Linked DNA regions of Homo sapiens: region 2 is linked to region 1. A link is a loop called in an ENCODE intact Hi-C map of the cell type or tissue named here. Cell type or tissue: heart left ventricle. All regions are shown on one strand. Links, peaks and the distances in the headings refer to the core of each region. The heading gives the core; the rest is flanking DNA. Region 1 holds the start of SLC6A18 (solute carrier family 6 member 18). Region 2 overlaps SLC6A3 (solute carrier family 6 member 3).

What was found. A loop is a pair of places that touch in the nucleus more often than their neighbours do. Peaks named below come from ENCODE experiments on the same cell type or tissue, not always from the same donor. Only the 100,000 strongest peaks of a DNase experiment are listed, where the experiment ranks them.
Region 2: it touches region 1 in a loop (6-fold over the local background); 1 of 110 quality-filtered maps calls a loop at or near these places.

What each region holds. Positions count from the first base shown.
Region 1 is chr5:1,218,752-1,227,659 of GRCh38, reverse strand. It overlaps SLC6A19 (solute carrier family 6 member 19), which reads right to left. Exons shown (of 12, transcript NM_001003841.3): 9 at 8,553-8,757; 10 at 7,996-8,155; 11 at 6,347-6,509; 12 at 2,549-5,959. The coding sequence ends at 5,756. SLC6A18 (solute carrier family 6 member 18) reads right to left here and starts at 2,279. Exons shown (of 12, transcript NM_182632.3): 1 at 2,023-2,279. The coding sequence starts at 2,182. RefSeq lists an enhancer at 1,343-1,885. In heart left ventricle, for the core only: no CTCF peak of the experiment used is centred there; no DNase peak of the experiment used is centred there.
Region 2 is chr5:1,395,608-1,404,515 of GRCh38, reverse strand. It overlaps SLC6A3 (solute carrier family 6 member 3), which reads left to right. Exons shown (of 15, transcript NM_001044.5): 13 at 1,427-1,594; 14 at 3,530-3,601. Among named protein-coding and RNA genes, the nearest start is that of LINC01511, 20 kb to the right of the region's middle. In heart left ventricle, for the core only: no CTCF peak of the experiment used is centred there; a DNase peak (open chromatin) is centred at 3,965; H3K27me3 peaks cover 319 bases.

The DNA.
Region 1 (8,908 bases), core at 279-8,278:
TATGTAGTTGAATACTTATGAATGGGAGAGCAAATAATATTCGCCTTTGGTAGTCATGAGTATATGCAAATGTTAAAAGCTACACAGTACCTGCTTCTTAATTATATCTTGTTTTCAAAATCATCAATGAGTGATCCTCACAGCGAGACAAAGTGAAGGGCATGTTCACACACAGGGTGAGAATGCTGATGGCACGGCCCTTAGGAAGTGTGTGAGTTAAATAAACTTGGATGTTTCATGACATGCAACCCGGTGGCTTGCATCAGGAGATTGATGGTAGAGTCGTTCATGAGTGGAGCAGCCCTGAAGTCCCCGCGCAGCTGGCGGGCAGGGCTGTTCTCCCTCCTCAGCAGCACCCCAGGTGGGGGCCTCCCCAGCTTTGCCCCAGCGTGGAGCAGCTGAGTTTAAGGGAGGCTAGTGCCAGACACTTCCAGTACACTGCAGGCGCTTAGCAATGGTAACTGGGTTTCGGTGGGCAAGGCATCGGCGGGCAAGGCATCGGCGGGCAAGTCATCGGCGGGCAAGGCATCGACGGGCAAGGCGTCGGCGGGCAAGGCGTCGGCGGGCAAGGCGTCGGCGGGCAAGGGGTCGGCGGGCAAGGTGTCGGCGGGCAAGGCGTCGGCGGGCAAGGCGTTGGGCGCGTCGGCGGGCAAGGCATCGGTGGGCAAGGCATCGGTGGGCAAGGCGTCGGTGGGCAAGGCGTTGGGCAAGGCATCAGCAGGAAAGGCATCGGTGGGCAAGGCATTGGCGAACAAGGCGTTGGTGGGTAAAGCGTTGGCCGGCATTTCCAGCTCTGCGTGAAGCCTGCTGCCCCCACAACCTTGCATGCTCTGGTGACTCTTAGCAGATCGAGCCGCAGCACAGGCAGCGAGGGCCCCGGGAGCCAGGGACGCCTCTGCCCTTGGGCTTTGGTGCTTTCAGAAATGCCTTCAAAGGGACTCTCATGATGAGAAGATCCAAGGCCCAATGCACCCTCTCCAGCCCCAAAGCCCCAAAGAGACCCCAGTGCCCCGAGGGTGGCAGTGACGGGTGTTTCTTTTTGTTTTTTCCATTTGTGCGCATTTCCTGCATTTTCTGCCTGTTGAGAATCTTTTCTTAAGCAGGAGGAAAAACACTTTAAAGGAGTAACCTTATAACAAGGGATAGTTGTGCGGGGCTCTCAGGGAAGGAGCTGAGGGCCCGGGGAACAGGCTGACCAAGCAGCCCGGCCTGGCCTGAGGAGGACCCTGCGGCCTGGGAAGCCCCTGCCCGTGTTGCCTGGGGAAGACCTGGGTGTCCATGCGTGATGTTGTACGTCGGCTCCCTGAGAGCAGTGATTCATGCCTGTCCCTACATCCTGTGTCGCCACATGGAGAGCAGAGTGTGACCCCTGCATGAAGAGAAGCAGGCACAGGGTGAGGGGAGGCTCGAGGTGCGTGGGAGCCTATTTCAGTCACCAATGCACTTCTGGGGGTGGTGAGTCCAAGGTCACTAAAGTCACCCAGACAGTTCTGAACATCCTGGCACCCCCCACAGGGCTCTCCCAGAGAACCAAAGCCAGGGAGGCGAGGGGTGGGCCCCCAAATTCCTGCAAAGAACCTCGGAGAAGGGCACCTGAGCACATGTCTGGACACACCAAGGCTGTGGTGAGGAAACCCAGAGCGGATTGTGTGTTCTTTAAAGAACTGACGACATTCAGATGGAAGAGCGCTCACTGTTTGTAGGGTGTGTGTGTCGGGCAGGGCGGCCCATTCAACCTGACGCCTGGCAGGAAGCTGCCCTGAGGTCCCGGAAGACCATAGTGGACCCCGAGGGGACTGGATCCTCCGTGCTGTGGGCAGTGGTGAAGCTGCCCTGAGGTCCCAGAAGACTGCAGGTGGGCCCTGAGGGGACTGACTCTGCCGTGGGCAATGGTGCACCCTGGTTTCCAGGAGGAGTGACTCTGCCCAAGCACTGGGGATGCGTGGCAGGCGCCTGGCAGGTCAGGGTGGAGACGGCCTCCCCTGCTTAGGGGTCTGCCCCAGGACGCAGGTGGGTGCTTACCTCCTCCATAGGTCTGGCACAGGTATGGGAACCGCCAAATGTTCCCCAGTCCCACGGCAAACCCAGTGCAGCTCAGGAGGTACTGGGCCTTGTTGTCCCACTTGGGCCTCTCATCCCCGAGGTCGCAGGCGGCCGGGTCCGGTTCTGGGGCATGAGCCATGGTGACTGAGTGCCCCAGGCTTCAGGGCAAGGGTGGTGCCTCACTCCACACCCAGCACTAGAGAGCCGTCTCCAGCCTCTGCCGACGTTTGGAAACCACAAGCAGCCCCACTGCAGTTGTATTTATTCATTTCTTTAAAGGAAAACCAGTGGAGTGCCGTTAATGGGTAACTCAGGTCCAGGCCCTGGCTCTGACGCCAGGGTCCTTCCCTGGCACCCACGTCCTCTGCTCCTTCTCGCATGCTCTGTGTTCCAGGCAAACGCCGGGCCTGGCACCACCCCCAGCACCATGAGGACCGTTTGCAAGGACAGCCTCAAGTTTTTTTGTTGCAGACACCAGGATTCCCAAGACTGAGGCATATTTTAATCGTTTTAAATTTCTTATGTTTTATTTAACCATTTGATCTTGAGATACTTATAGATTGTCACTCTGTCACTGTCAGAAACAACTCAGATCAGATCGCATGCACCCGAAGCCCGGATTCCCGCAGGGATCCTCTCAGCTGCTCTTGGGAGGCCGGGGGCTGCCCTCACACCCACTGCTGCCCTCGGGCCGCTGGGCAGGACAGGGTGACAGGCACCCACCGTGCGTGGGGGCAGAGGGCTGAGTCCTCTCCTGTGCTGGGGGCACCCCTGTCCATGGGTGGAGGGTTGATGAGTTGACGCCGGGTGAGTTCAGCTCTAAGGAGCTCCCCACAGTGCTCCCTGGACTCTGGGGCTCCTCCTTGCAGATGCTCCCGCCACGGACAGGCCAAGGGCCCCCAGGCCCGCAATTGCCCCATTCCACTGGACACTGCACCCCTCAACCGTGTGGCCACAACTCCAAATCCATGAGTCCCAGGGCAGGGGCCCAGGTGGACACATTTTTGGAAGGTTCTTATTTGAGTGAGAGGAAGTGTGAGGGAAGAAGATGAGAAGAGCTGGTTGGTCCCCATTGTGAGGCCACAGGCCTGGGCCATGGCCTCTTCGGAGCAAGCCCCCAAAGCCAGACCCCCCAGGAGGAGGCAGGAGCTGGACCTGCCGTCCCCACCATCCCGTCTGAGGTCACTGGCTCACTCATCCCTCTACGTCTGGACAACAGTAACTTCTAGGGTGAGCATACTCAATAGAAGGGATTTATTTAGAAATGTACACTTTATGCCCATAAAGCCTGCATTTCTACCACATTTACAGAGACATTGAAACCTATGAAACAACGCATGAATCAGGAGATGTAGATGAGATGGGAGCTCCCGCCCAGGGTCCTATGGCAGGCACACCAGGGTACACCAATGGATGCCAGGGCACATCAGTGCACACCTGTGCATGCCAGGGTACACCAATGCACACCTGTGCACGCCTGGCAGGGCCTCCTGGGCAGATGCCACAGGGCAGCATATTAATGGGGCACTGATGGAAATTTTCTCGATCCAGGGCCAAAGAGCAGGAAAAGATGAGGTGAGACCCTGTTGAAGCCATCAGCAGGCGAGCCCCTCGGTGGCATCACAGCCGGGGGCAGAGGCTGTGATATGTCCCCCCACCTCTGCTGCTGTGGAGTCTTGCGCATCCCAGGGCCCAGTGACAGTCAGCAGGGTGAAAGGGGCTGGTAGGGGACTCAGTGTGTGCAGTCACTGCTGGATGGGGTGCTGGAAGGGACGATTGTGACCAGGTTTCTGTGGGTGGAACATCATACTGGCACACACCAGGCTTTCAGTCCTGCCTGTAGGAATTCTCAGAACATCAGTTTAATGTAAGCGTCCAGATTCTTCTATGGAAAGCAGAGGTGACCTGTCCGTAGGAACTCTCAGAACACCAGTTTAATGTAAGCATCCAGATTCTTCCATGCAAAGCGGAGGTGACCTGTCCGTAGGAACTCTCAGAACACCAGTTTAATGTAAGCATCCAGATTCTTCCGTGCAAAGCGGAGGTGACCTGTCCGTGGAAGCAGATGTCCCAAGTGCCGACTGCCTTTGGCTGCGATGGAATGTTGAACCCCAATGGGGGCCCATCCCGTGACGGGGGCAGGGCAGGCGCCAGGCTGGGCTTCACTGAGTGGTGCGGGAGCTGGAAGCTTCTGGGGGCTGCACGGTCCTCCAAGGTGCCCTGGACACACACAGTGCCCAAGGATGGCAGCCAGGGTTGAGTTACCCTGTAACCCATCTTTTCCAAAGGCTGGCTAAAAATTCACACAGCTCATGTCCTCTTAAGAAAATGCACAGAGTGGTATTTGCCTTGAATTATGCCAAGTTGAGTTTTATTTAACTGCTCATCTATTTGTGGTGGCAGGAGCAATGATTAAATGGCTGGCATTCATTAAGCCGGGAAGCGGCCAGAACGCAGAGACTCGGCAGCGGCCGACTGGAGGCAGGGCCCCGGTGGATGCGGCCAAGTTTTCTCAGAATCGCCAGCAACTGCCCACTCCGGCTTCCGAGAGGCTGCTCCGGGTCGAGGGCTACAGGGCTCTGGGAACCCCCAGGTCAAAGGTCAACACCAAGGGGAAGGGGATGGGTGGGGGTGGGTAGCAAGAGTCGCTCCCAGGAGCCAAGATAGTACCCTGTGCTTTTGTCTCCTGCCACCCACAGAGATGAAGCATAGAGGTGCTGCCCCCACCCCAGCTGCAGCTTCCGCTTCCCCCGGGCACGTGCAGGGCACAGCACGTCCCCAGTGGTCTGCTCCCCTCTGCACATGCACCCCGTGACTGTGGCAAGGACAAACACAGAGGGCAGCTGGGCCCCGAGTGGCAGGCATGTGTCCCAGCGACGTGTACGCACACATATCCACACGTGTCCATATGTGTGTCCATATGTGTCCATATGCGTGTCCATGCGTGTCCATATGCGCACATACATACACACTGGCATGCACAAATGCACACCTGCCTGAATATGCACACACACGAGCACACATCACACACATATACACAAACAGGTACAGACACACACATATACACAACACACGTATACACACACGTACACATGCTCACATATACACACGTCACACAGGCATACATGTACATATACACATGTGCATATATACTTGCAAACGCACACACAGAACACACATACACACAATTGCATGCATGTATATACACTCACAGATATACATATACACGTGCATGTGGACACCCATTGTACGAGCACATGTGCATGCATGTATACACGTGTGTGTTCACACATATGCACACCACACACAACATAGGCATGTATGTCTATATATACATGCACACACACGGGCAGCAAATATCGCACACATGTATATGCATGCACACTTGCACACTCACACAATGTCCATACATGTACATGCACACACACAACATGACACATCTGCACACATGGCACATGCACATACAATACACACACCCACACACATGTATATGTGTGCATACACGTGCACACTCACACAGTGCCCATGCATGTACATGCACACACGATACATATCTGCACACATGGCACATGCGTGTACAATACACACACTCACACACGAGCATACACTCACGCTTACACACATGCAGGTGCAGCCCGGCCCCCACCCCACAGGTCTTGCTGGTTCCTCCTTCCCTGACACCAGTGTATGGCACGCCGTGGGATGGGCCTTCTCAGTACTTCAGGTCCCCGTTCATGGAGGCTGTGGACAGTGTGCTCACCAGCCCCTGATGGTCCCCTGGCTTCTGGCAGTGGTTCCTGATGAGCTTGTAGATGGCATAGCCAGGGATGGTGAGGGAGGGCACTCCAGCCACAATCACCACCACCACATACACCCAGTTCGGGTAGGAGATCTTCTGGGATTTGGGAAATTCCTCCTGGGGAGAGAGCCCCATGGGTGAGTAGGCATCCCGGGAGCCAGTGGGGTTCACTTTGAGGCAAAGGCCCCTCACCCCATGACTCTCACCTCCTGTCCTGTGGGGCAGGCAGGGTGGCCTGGGGCTCCTCCAGCTTCCCCTTTCCCCTACCTCCCAACTCCCAGCCCACCCACCTCCCTCCTGGGATGGTGTGACACATTGGTGTCAGGGAGGGGGGAACCAGCAAGATGCGTGGGGTGGTGGCTGGACTGCACCTGAGTGTGAGTGTGTGTGCCCATGTGTGTGGGTGTGTGTATTGTGTGTGCATGCGCCATGTGTGTGGATGAGTGTCCTCCTTTCCCCTTCCCCATTCCTCTCCCCACCCCAGGCGACTGCCTGGACACTTACGTAGCCAGGGTCCCAGATGCTGTAGGTCAGCTCCTGACTGACCTCTACCACGAAGAAGAAGAGGAAGATGATCAGCATGAGCAGGGGGCTGACCACGCGCCACGTGACTTGCCAGAAGATGTTGGGCTTGTGGCCGATCATGAACTCGATGTCCTTATTGAACCTGCCAAGGCCAGAGACAGCTGTCACTGCTGCTACCAGCTGGGCTTCAACTCGCTAAGCTTTCTGTACGTTCTGCTACCCGAACAGATGGTGTGCTGCGAGGTGCCCGGCCTCCCCTTGCCAGGGCCCGATCCCTCCCTCCTGGTCATGGGTGCCTCCTCAAGCAGACCCCTCTGTGGGCACGGCCAGCAGCTGCCTCTGCCCTACGATGCCACCAGCCAGTGCTCGACGGCTTGCCCATGGTCAGAGGTGCCCCGCCCTCACCCACGTCTGAGGTGGTCACTGGTGCAGAATGGGGGGTTGGAGGAGGGAGCGCCGCCAGACACCCCCAGCCTCTCCTTCCTTAGCAGCACCCTGAAGTCAGAAAACCCCACACCTTCCCCACCCTACGGCTCAATTCCCATCCTCTGCTGAACCCTCTTCTGCGCAAAGGAGTTTATCGTCTGCATAAATCAGGATGGAGCAGGCAGAAGGTTACACCCAAGCCGGTCCCAGGCCTGCAGTGTCCAGGTGGGTACCCATGGTCCCCGCAGAAGCGTGTGAGGAGGAGCTGGTCTCACGTGCTCCACATTTAGGTGGTTATGCATGCACCTCACACCCGGCAAGGGCTTACTGCCCTTGCGTCCTGCAAACCCCACTGCTGGGGTTTTCCCAAGCCGGGAGCCTGCAGGGCTGTGCCTGCTCAATGTTAACTGAGTCTGTCCAATTATTTCTTTTCTTCCTCTTTTTTTTTTTTTTTTTTGAGATGGAGCCTCATTTTGTCACCCAGGCTGGATTGCAGTGGTATGATCTCCCCTCACTGCAACCTACACCTCCCAGGTTCAAGCGATTCTCCTGCCTCAGCCTCCCGAGTAGCTGGGATTACAGGCATGCACCACCATGCCTGGCTAATTTTTGTATTATTAGTAGAGACGGCGTTTCATCGCGTTGGCCAGGCTGGTCTCAAACTGCTGACTTCAAGTGATTTGCCCACCTTGGCCTCCCAAAGTGCTGGGATGACAGTCATGAGCCACCGTGCCCGGCCTTGTCTGATTATTTCTAAAGTTGTGGTGGCTCCAACCAAGAGTCCCTGTCTGAGGCTCTACCACACTGCTGGAGTCTCTCTGCCCTAAAAAGGCCTGGAGCATCAGGGAAATAAGGCACTCCCCACCCCCCTGCACACACACACACACAAGGAGCATCCCCGGCCGTGGGCCCTGCAGTGGCCTCGAGCTCTGGCTCTCTGCGTGGGCACCGCCAAGGTCTGGGCTCCACTGGGCTTCCCGGCTCCCAGCAACACAAAGCTCCCATTATCGGCATGCCAGGGCCCTGCTGATGCCCTCTGCTCCCGCCAGGACAGGTCTACACCAGCCTCTGTGGCCGGCCGAGGCCCCGAGTCATAGACTCTCCCTCCGTACCCTGAACACAGCCCGGGTCCTCCCTCACAGGAACGCCCTGTGACCTGGCTTTTCTGCATTAGAGGCACCTGTCCCCACCGTGGCCCCTACCTGTCCACACCGTACACGTAGACCACAGAGAACATCTCGCAGAAGGCGATGATGAGCAGGGGAATGGAGCCGGCATAGCTGTCCAGCAGGGAGAGCCAGTACTGGCCGGAGTTCAGCGTGAAGATGAAGCCAATGAGGAATGTCCCCAGGCAGATGAGGCCTGCAGGCCGGGGGACAGAGCTGCTCACACGCCCAGGGGCTGCACGCACGGCCAGGGACAGAGCTGTTCACACAACTGGGGGCTGCACATATGGCCAGGGACAGAGCTGTTCACACACCCGGGGGCTGCACACACTGCCGGGGACAGAGCTGCTCACATGCCCGGCGGCTGCACGCACGGCCGGGGACAGAGCTGTTCACACGCCCGGGGGCTGCACACACGGCCGGGGACAGAGCTGTTCACACGCCTGGGGGCTGCACGCACGGCCGGGGACAGAGCTGTTCACACGCCCGGGGGCTGCACGCACGGCCGGGGACAGAGCTGTTCACACAGCCGGGGGCTGCCATCCCACAGGTGGCACCATTGCCATGGGGACCCCTCCCGACTGCACACGTACCTGTGAGCACCTCCTTGGGCCACTTCGGGGGGATGACTCTGAGGTCCTGCAGGGGCACAACGACGCCCTCCATGTTCCCAAACATAGATGACAGCCCCAGGCAGAAGAGCATAATGAAGAAGAGCACAGACCACAGTGGGGACAACGGCATCTTGGTGATGGCCTCGGTGAAGACGATGAAGGCCAGGCCTGTGCCCTCCACGGCCTGCACGGATGACACACAGTCACCAGGGCCTCTGCCCTCCGTGGGCTCCGTCTCCTCCCCGCCCGAGGTCTCGTGCGTCGCCAAGCCACGCAGCATGGGGCGGGCAGGTCTGAGCTGTCATGAAATAGCTAGATCTTGTCTTTTAGGCCCA
Region 2 (8,908 bases), core at 389-8,388, 180 kb before region 1:
TTACATGGGCAGACTGTGGCCTGGGGAGGCATAGTTCTTTCTAAGAAAGGTGGTATCTAGCAAGAAGTTGAACAATAACAGAGAGCACATTACAGCAATACCTCCATGTCAGATAGGCAAGCCCGACATGTCCAGGGATGCACGCGTGGCTCTTTAAAGCATGCTCAGGGCTCTCTGTGCAGCCAAGGCAGCCGCCCCTGATCCCAGATGCTGCAGGCCACTGGCTTTGCTCGCCAAAGTGCTGCTCACCCTGGCTCTGGTCACGTGACAGACACAACCCCAGCCCCCATCCCAGTCCTCCGCTAGCCGGCTCCAAACCTACAAGTGGCCCGAAGTAGCGCATGAAGAAGATGCTGAGACTGGCATGAGACACGCGTCCAACATGCTTTTCAGGTGGAAGGCTTGGATGTTTTAACTTTTCTGAAATTGAGGAAAAGTGGACAATTGGGAAAAAATTGCATTTTAAGCTACATCATAAACCATATCTATCAGAGCTTCACTTGTGTCCTTGGGAAGGACCCAGGTACACAGAACACATATGTAGGCGTGCAGTACACATGTGGGTGCACAGAACACATTCAGGTGTGAGGTGCATATGTAGGCACATGGAGGATCTTTTTAGATGGTGGTGCATGTTTGTGGAGTGGATGAACAAATGCATGAGCTGCCTCAGGAGAAGCCTCTGGAGAGTGGGAAGCTTCCCCTCCAAGTGGCATCCACCCCACCCTCTGTTACCTTTGTGGTGGTGGTTCTGAGACAGGTCTGTGACTTTATCAGATTTGCTTCTAGAATGAGTAGAGATACGGAGCTCAGATGGCCCTAGGGTGGTCCCGCATGGGTCACAGTTGTGTCTTCAGGCCATGGATGATCATAGATTCAGTGTACTGGGTGGTGGTCAGTTTTGTTTTTGTTGTGATTTCAAGCAAGGAATAGAACAAGGTGGGATACAGCAGGAAGGGATGGGATGGGATGAGATGGGATGGGATAGAGCCGGATGTGATGTAATAGAACAGGATGGGATGGAATAGAACATGATGGGATGGGATGGGAGGGGAGGGGTGGAGAGGGGATAGAACAGGATGGGATGGGAGGGGAAGGGAGGAGAGGGGATGGAACAGGATGGGAGGGGAGGGGAGGGGACAGAACAGGATGGGAGGGGAGGGGAGGAGAGGTGATGGAACAGGATGGGATGGGAGGGGAGGGGAGGGGAGAGAACAGGATAGGACAGGACAGGCTAGATCATGCTTCAGGAGGACATGGCTTGCCCGGGATGCCCAGCTGCCATGTCTGCAGGCCTGGCCGGGGTCTGCACCTGCACAGCTGTGGGGGCTGAGAGACGCTCTGCCATGAAGTGCCTGCCCGCTCCCTGCTTTGTCCTGGCACCGCCGGCTGAGAGCTGCCTGACCTCCGTATCTGCTGGTTGCAGTTCGTGGTCGTGGTCAGCATTGTGACCTTCAGACCCCCCCACTACGGAGCCTACATCTTCCCCGACTGGGCCAACGCGCTGGGCTGGGTCATCGCCACATCCTCCATGGCCATGGTGCCCATCTATGCGGCCTACAAGTTCTGCAGCCTGCCTGGGTCCTTTCGAGAGGTGGGTATTTGGACGGGGCGCCTTCACCCGAGTGTGAGGCCACCAGAAAGGCTCCGTGGGTGTCCATGGCCCCAGTCCTCACCTGCCTGGGTCATCTGTGACCAAGAGGAGGAGACTGGAGGTGGCCACCACAACACTGTGTGTGTGTGTGCGTGTGTGTGTCCACCTGCACGCCCGGGCCCATGGGTGTGCGTCCATATGTGTATTCATGTGTGTGTCTTTAAGTATGTCCACATGTCTGTGTGTGTCTGTGTGTGCATGTGTCTGTGTGTGCTTGTGCCTGTGTGTACATCCACTGTATCTCTGTGTCTGTATGTGCTGTCTCCGTGTGCACGTGTGTGTGGGCCTGGGTCTGTGCTCACATTCGTGTCCAAGTGTTTGTGTGTACTGAGTGCATGCATGCCTACACACTATGGTATGTGGTGTGGTGGACACAGAAGCCATCTGAGGGCGGTAGAATCAGGGGTGATCTAGGTCCCCCCAGGGCCGAGCCCAACTTTGGCTGAACAGGGGCAGCTGGAGCCCCAGGCAGTGGAGGAAGCTTTGCGGAGTCACTGATATGCATCTCCTTTCTTCTGCTTGGTTTTGCCGCCTTTGTGTAGAAGAAAGGCAGGTGGACCAGTCACAGGGCCCTGTTTAACACCCTGGCTCTGTGGTTCCAGGAAGAGACAAGGACACTCCCTCCTTGGAAGAGGGTCGCCCTCACCTGAGATCCCACCACTGGGAACTCCCGGAAGCTGCTTCCTCAAATCCCAGCCTTTCTCAGAAAGAAGTCGCTTGGCCCTGGGCATCAAAACCCCAGAGCAGCACCAGCTGTGTTCAAGGATTCCACCTTAGGGCCACACGGTGTCCCCTGGGCTCAGACATGTGGCAGATGCTCTCAGGCTGGCACTGAGCCAGTCTCTCCAGCAGCCTGGCCAGGCCAAGGCCCAGTGCAGGCAAAGCACAGTGTGTGGCTGGGGGCTTCTGTGGAGTGGGAGGAGCTCTGGGGCTGCCATGGCCCCAGGAAAGCTGATGGCACCCTGCTGTGGACAGTCCCTCTCAGACCCCCACGGGCTGACCTGCCAGGACCCAGCACAGGGGAAGAGCAGGCAGCCGGGCAGTCTCTGCAGGGAGAGAGCTCCTCTGGGAGGCTGGATGGACGTGGGAGGCGGGGCCCAGGTCAGCGCAGAGCTGGAGGATGCCTACAGCCCGGCGGACCTGAACAGCCAGCGCCCTTACCCCTCGCATGGCCAAACTCTGAACGTAAGCCAAGTAAAACCTCAGCAGCTGAGCCAGGTACAAGTGGAATTGTGGTGATGACGTGGGGTGGGGCCACGCACAGGGGTCCCTGTGAGAGGTCACCTGGCCTCAGAGATCCAGATACAGGCATCCAGGCCCGAGAGGGTGAGCTCCTGAAGATGCTGCCTGCTCTGGGAGGACTTGGTGCTGTCCAGGCCCCAGGAGCTGCCGCAGCGGGCAGTGGAAGGAAGGCACGTTCAGCGTTCACTCTCCCAAGAGCTGCAGGTGACAAAAAGCAAGTGCTCCCGGAATATGTCAGCTGCAGGTGGCCCCGAGGCAGCCCACCTGGGTGTGGGCACTTTCTTACTCAGAGCCCAGCACACGTGGTAGCTTAGACTCAAGAGCCATCTCCAGGACCACGTTTTATTTTCAAGCGAGTGCTCAAATGCTGATGTTCTGCTCTGCGCTAGACTTTAAGGGGACCGTCAGGATGTTGGCTTCGGGCCTGACTGGCTGTCTGGTCGGCATGGGCACTGGCAGTGTAAGTCAGTGGTGGGCGCTGGTGATATGGATGCCAGCGGGTGGGCATTGGCAGGTGAGGAGGGCTGGTGGTGAGGGTGCTGGTAGGTGAGGGTCCTGGCAGTGTGAGTCAGTGGTGGGTGCTGGCAGTGGGTACTGGTCTGCACTGACCCCTGCACTCTCTTTCTCTTTCAGAAACTGGCCTACGCCATTGCACCCGAGAAGGACCGTGAGCTGGTGGACAGAGGGGAGGTGCGCCAGTTCACGGTGAGGTCGAGGTCCCTGCTGGGCCTCTCTCGGGGGAATTCAGAATGATCCCAAGCTCAGTGTTCTTAGCCCCCAGGGGGCTCCGAGGCTGGTGTAGATGGTGCTCATTTACTCAGCCAGCATGTGCTCTATGAGGACAGGCAGCCAGTGGTGGCAGGTGACAGTGGAGACGTGTGCCCGGGACGGGGGGCACATGACGCAGGGGCCCTGGGAGGTGCGGCTGCACAGACGCCTGAGGAAAGCATGGTCCCTGCAAAGACCTGGGCATGTCCCAGACCACGGGAGCAGTGCCCTGTGGGGCCAGCTGAGCCAGGTTAAGGACCAGCAAGGGACCACCACCCCCCGCCTCACGGGGGCACAAGGGACAGTGCCAGGAGGGGAGGCCTGGGCCTGGCCATGGGAAGCCACAGGGAGCCCTGGAGGGGCTGGGAGAGGCCTGGGAGCCTGGGGCTGGCTTCGAGTGAGAGGATGGTCACGCCAGGTGTTTCCTGCACCCTGGGAGCCATCCAGCTGTGTGCGAACATGTTCATGACATGCCGTGGAGCAGGTGCATTCCCGGGGGCACACAGTAAACACTTGACGTGTTTTTACTCCCACAACCCTAAGAGGCAGCCCAGCACTCTCTCTACACCAGGGTCCCTGAGACCCAGAGAGGCCCCGGAATGTGCCCAAGATCACAGAGCTGGCCAGCAGGAGAGGAGCCTGGGCTGTGCCCTGGGCCTGTGGCACTGTCCTCCTCCACCCCAGAGTGGCCTCAGCCCCGACCTGATTCCATACACTAATGTCAGCCTAATGCCGACAGCAGAGTCCAATGCACAGCAAAAGGGAGAGAAGGCCATAGTGTGGAGGGCACCGCGGCCCCACCTCGGACCTGCCTCTTCCCTCTGGCCACCTCTCTGTGGCTGGTTCTCGTAAACAGTCCTCCCAGCAGGGGTCTCATGAGCTCATGCCTGAGGAGCCCAGCATGGACCTGCACATGGGGCAGGAGCAAGGATACAGGCAGAGGGAGGGGGCTCTGCGTGCCTGGGAGGTGGGTGGTGACGTCAGGCAGAACAAGACGCTGAGCAGGGAACAGGCCGGGAGGCAGTGGGGAGAAGCCGCCTCTGAGCACACATCTGCACAGCTTGTTCCTCCTACCTGCAAGTCAGGTTCTGGTGTGGGCTCTGCCTCCCTCCGTTGGCACCCTTTCCTCTGTCCTCCCAGTGACTTGCCTGCTCCAAACACAGGAGGCGTGTCCAGGCATCCCATCCCATCCATCCAGAGGATGCCAGCCCCTCCCCACTGGGCCTCCGGTCCTGCTCCACCAGAGCCTCTCTCCTCTGAGAGTCCTATACCTGGGGGTCTTACACTTTGTACAGGATCTTGCTAGTCTTCTCAAATATCCAACTTTGACTTCATGTGAGATTCTTGCTGTGCTTCCTGTCACATTAATCTCAGCTCCTGTATTTATCATTTCTTCCTCTCTTTTTCTTGGATCTACTCTGTTGTAGTTTTGCTAACTTTTTAATTTGGACTTTAGGTTATTAATTTGCATCCTTCGTTCTTTTCTAATGTAAGCACTCAAGGCTATGAATTTCCCTCAAAATACTCCATGTGCTACATTCCGTATTTTTTTCATAGTATTTTTCTTTATCTTTTAGTTCTAAGTATATTTTAATTTCCATTGTGACTTTGTCAACTCATAACTTGCTTAAAAGTCTGCTTTTAAATTGCCAAATATATGGGGATGTTTTACTCATCTTTTTGTTTTTAATTTCCAAATTAATTTCATTGTTCTCAAACACATATGATACCTATTATTTAAAATGTATTGAGACTTCTTTAGGGCCTTATACCTGATCAACTTTGATAAACGTTGCACATCTTTTAGATGAATGTGCTATTCTCTAATTGTCAATACACAGTTCTGCTTCTGTCCATTTGAGTAGGGTTATATATTATGTTACCCACATTGTCTACACTTTGTCAACTTTAGGGGTGCTTGACCATGAGTAATTGAGAGATGCCTGTGGCATATTCTTCCTCGATAGTATATTTGTTTGCTGTTCCCCTCAGTTCTATCAGGTTTTGCTCTCTGTAGTCTGAGGCTGTTTTCTGAGGTTGATCCATGTCCAGAATGATCATCTCTTCCTGGTGACATGAACCCATCTTCACTCCCTAATGATGCTTTTGGTCTTAAAGTCTGACTTGTCTGGGACAAATATAGTTGCACCAAGGTGTCTTTTGAGTTTGCCTGAAATATCTTTTGCAATCTGTTAACTTTCAACTTTGCAGTAACCTTAAGATTTAAGTGTCTTTTGCAAACCCAGCATACACCTAGAATTTTTTACGCTGACAGTTGGACAGGTTAATCCATTTACATTTGTTGTGATTATTGATATATTTGAACTTGATTCTACTATCTTTCTATTCCATTTGTCCCATTTTTAGTGTTTTTCTCCTTTATTGCCTTTTTATAGATTGATTTTTCTTGGTTCACTCATTTTTATTATTCCGTTTATTTCTCTCTACTTGCTTAGAACTTACATACTTTATTCTTTTTTTTTTTTTTTTTGAGGTGGAGTCTTGCTCTGTCACCCAGGCTGGAGTGCAGTGGCATGATCTCTGCTCACTGCAACCTCCACCTCCCAGGTTCAAGCAATTGTCCTGCCTCAGCCTCTCAAGTGGCTGGGATTACAGGTGCCCAGCACCACACCTGGATAATTTTTGTGTTTTTAGTAGAGACAGGGTTTGACCATGTTGGCCAGGCTGGTCTCGAACTCCTGATCTCAAGTGATCTGCCCACCTCTGCCTCCCAGAGTGCTGGGATTACAGCCGTAAGCCACTGTGCCCGGACTTATTCTATTCCTTTAATAGCTACTCTTGAGGTTGTACCATACATATTTCACTTAAACTCTACAGAGAAACCATATTTTAACCCCATCCCATTATAAGGACTTAAATCTTCCTCCTACTGATGAACATGCTATGATTGTTCAAATCTATTTCTCTCTTTTTAACCCACAAATTAGACACTGTCATTGTTCTTGTTCCTGTTATTATTTTGTACGGACTCATCATGTTCCTTGGACTAATGTGCATGCTTGGTGTTTGTTGGTTCCCATACTTTTGTTATAGACTTCTTTTCTTCTAGGACCATTTTCTTGCTTTTCAAAAAGCATCCTTCAGACATTCCTTTGAGGAGGTCTCTTGCTAACCTCCCTCACTATTGGTGTGTGGGAACATCTTTATGCTGCTCTCATTCACGAAAGCACTGTTGTGGGCTCAGGGCTCTAGGCTGACAGGGACTATCTCTGCGTTTTGGAGGCAGCAGTGTTCCGTGGCTGTGCTGAGATGTGTGGCCTGTGAGCCTGCTCTGTGGTGGGCTCTGTCCTCACCCCTGCACTCGGCCGAGTTTCTTCTGCTTTCGGTGTCTCGGGTTCACTGCGGAGTGTCGGGACCTGGGTTTCTTTTTTGTTTGTTTGTTTGTTTGTTTGTTTGTTTTGAGACGGAGTCTCGCTCTGTAGCCCAGGCTGGAGTGCAGTGGCGCAATCTCGGCTCACTGCAAGCTCCGCCTCCCGGGTTCGCGCCATTCTCCTGCCTCAGCCTCCCGAGTAGCTGGGACTGCAGGCACCCACCACCGTTAATTTGGTTTCTTTTTATTTTTCCTCTCTGGATATGTTTTGTGGCCAGATCTGTGGATTCACAAATCTTGTCATTCTGTGAATTTTGCAGCCACACACTGAAAGATTGCCTTCTGCCTTTCTGTGTTTTCCATTATGAGGCTCTGGTGTGTCCACTTTGCCCCAGGTCCTCCAGGTCTCTTACCTCACTTAGATTTTGTTTTCATTTGAATCTTAGGTGCACAGTTGAGTAACGCATCTTATCATTAATCCACATGTGGCCATTTTTAAATTATTAATTTGTCACCGTAACAAACAGACCCTTGTGAGCCCACAGCAGGAAAACTAGGCACTGTGGAAACTGCCTGCCCCTCACCCATTCTGTATCTGCGTCTAGCTTGATCTTTCCCTTGCCCTTCTTACAATTTCATTTGTTGCATCTCTAGATATTTCTAGCTTCCTAAAAAGTGTATTATTTGGCTTCAGCATTTGGTGTAGCCCTAACCAACCCCTACTGAAGCAAGACCTTATGCACACCCCATGCAGATCCCCGAGAATCATGACATTCTCCTGGCTGGGGGAACAGGCACCGTGCCCAGCCCTGTGTGGGCATCAGAGGTGGTTCCCTCTGGTCCTGTCGGCGGATCTCTCCCCAGCCTCCTCATTCACAGCGGGATGTGCTCGTCTGAACCCTCAGCAGGGGTCCTGGGCCATTGTCCCGGGTCTTCTCTCTGTGTGGCCACCTCCTCTCTGGCGCTCTGGCCTGCAAACTGCAGCCACCTCCGTTTCCCTCGCTCTCCTTTCCAGCGTCTCAGCTCAGGGAGTCCACCAGGCTGCACCCTCCCTGTGCTGCAATCTAGAAACTCCCTCGAGGCAGCGAGCAGGGTGGCAGGGGGGCCTCCTTGTTGGCTTCCCTCAGGGACCACTGACCCTTACGGTCTGGTGTCCATGGTCTGGAAGGTCATCGGCACGTGTGTTTTGTTTATTTGGGGCTTGTTTCGGACAGTAGGGTAAATTCGATCCCTATTATTCCATCTAGGTCAGAAATGTTTGTATCCATAGCTACGTTTCACCTACCGTGACTGGTCCCTGACCGTCCGTCACGTGAACAAACCACAGCTCAGCTATGGACGCTCCGCATTCCACTGCCCTGCCCCTGGTCTGCAGCCCAGCCATTCTCTTTTCTACTTCATCTCTGGAAGCTGCGTGTGCTCTGCTGTTTCTTGTGAAATTCTCATCACTGTGATGTGCGTGTGTCACTTTTCTGAGAGTCCCCTATGTGGCCATCCTGTAATCTGTTGCAACAGCTCTGGTCCTTTGGGGTCAAATTGAGGTCTGGTTTCTGGGGACTCACTTAGAGTGGGCTGCTGTCTTCTGTTTCTAGTCTTTATTTTACATTTATGGCTTGATCTTAATCTGTGGGAATCTGGGAGCCCCCAAGCACACCTCCCTCCAGAGGGGACCTTCTGCTTCTGTCAGCGGGCAGGACAGAGAACTGCTTCACCCTGGGGGGAACAGGACTCACAGCTGAAGTCCCAAGCATGGCTTCTTCATCGCTGGCCTGAAGTGGGGCTGCCACCCAGAGCCTCTGCTCTAGGGCTCTGGCCGCTGGGCCACCCGTGGCTGTGGGTCCTGGCCGGGCTCCCTGACCCCAGCTTCCTTCACTGAGCCCCGAGCTGCACCTGGATGCTGCCTGTGCCGGCAT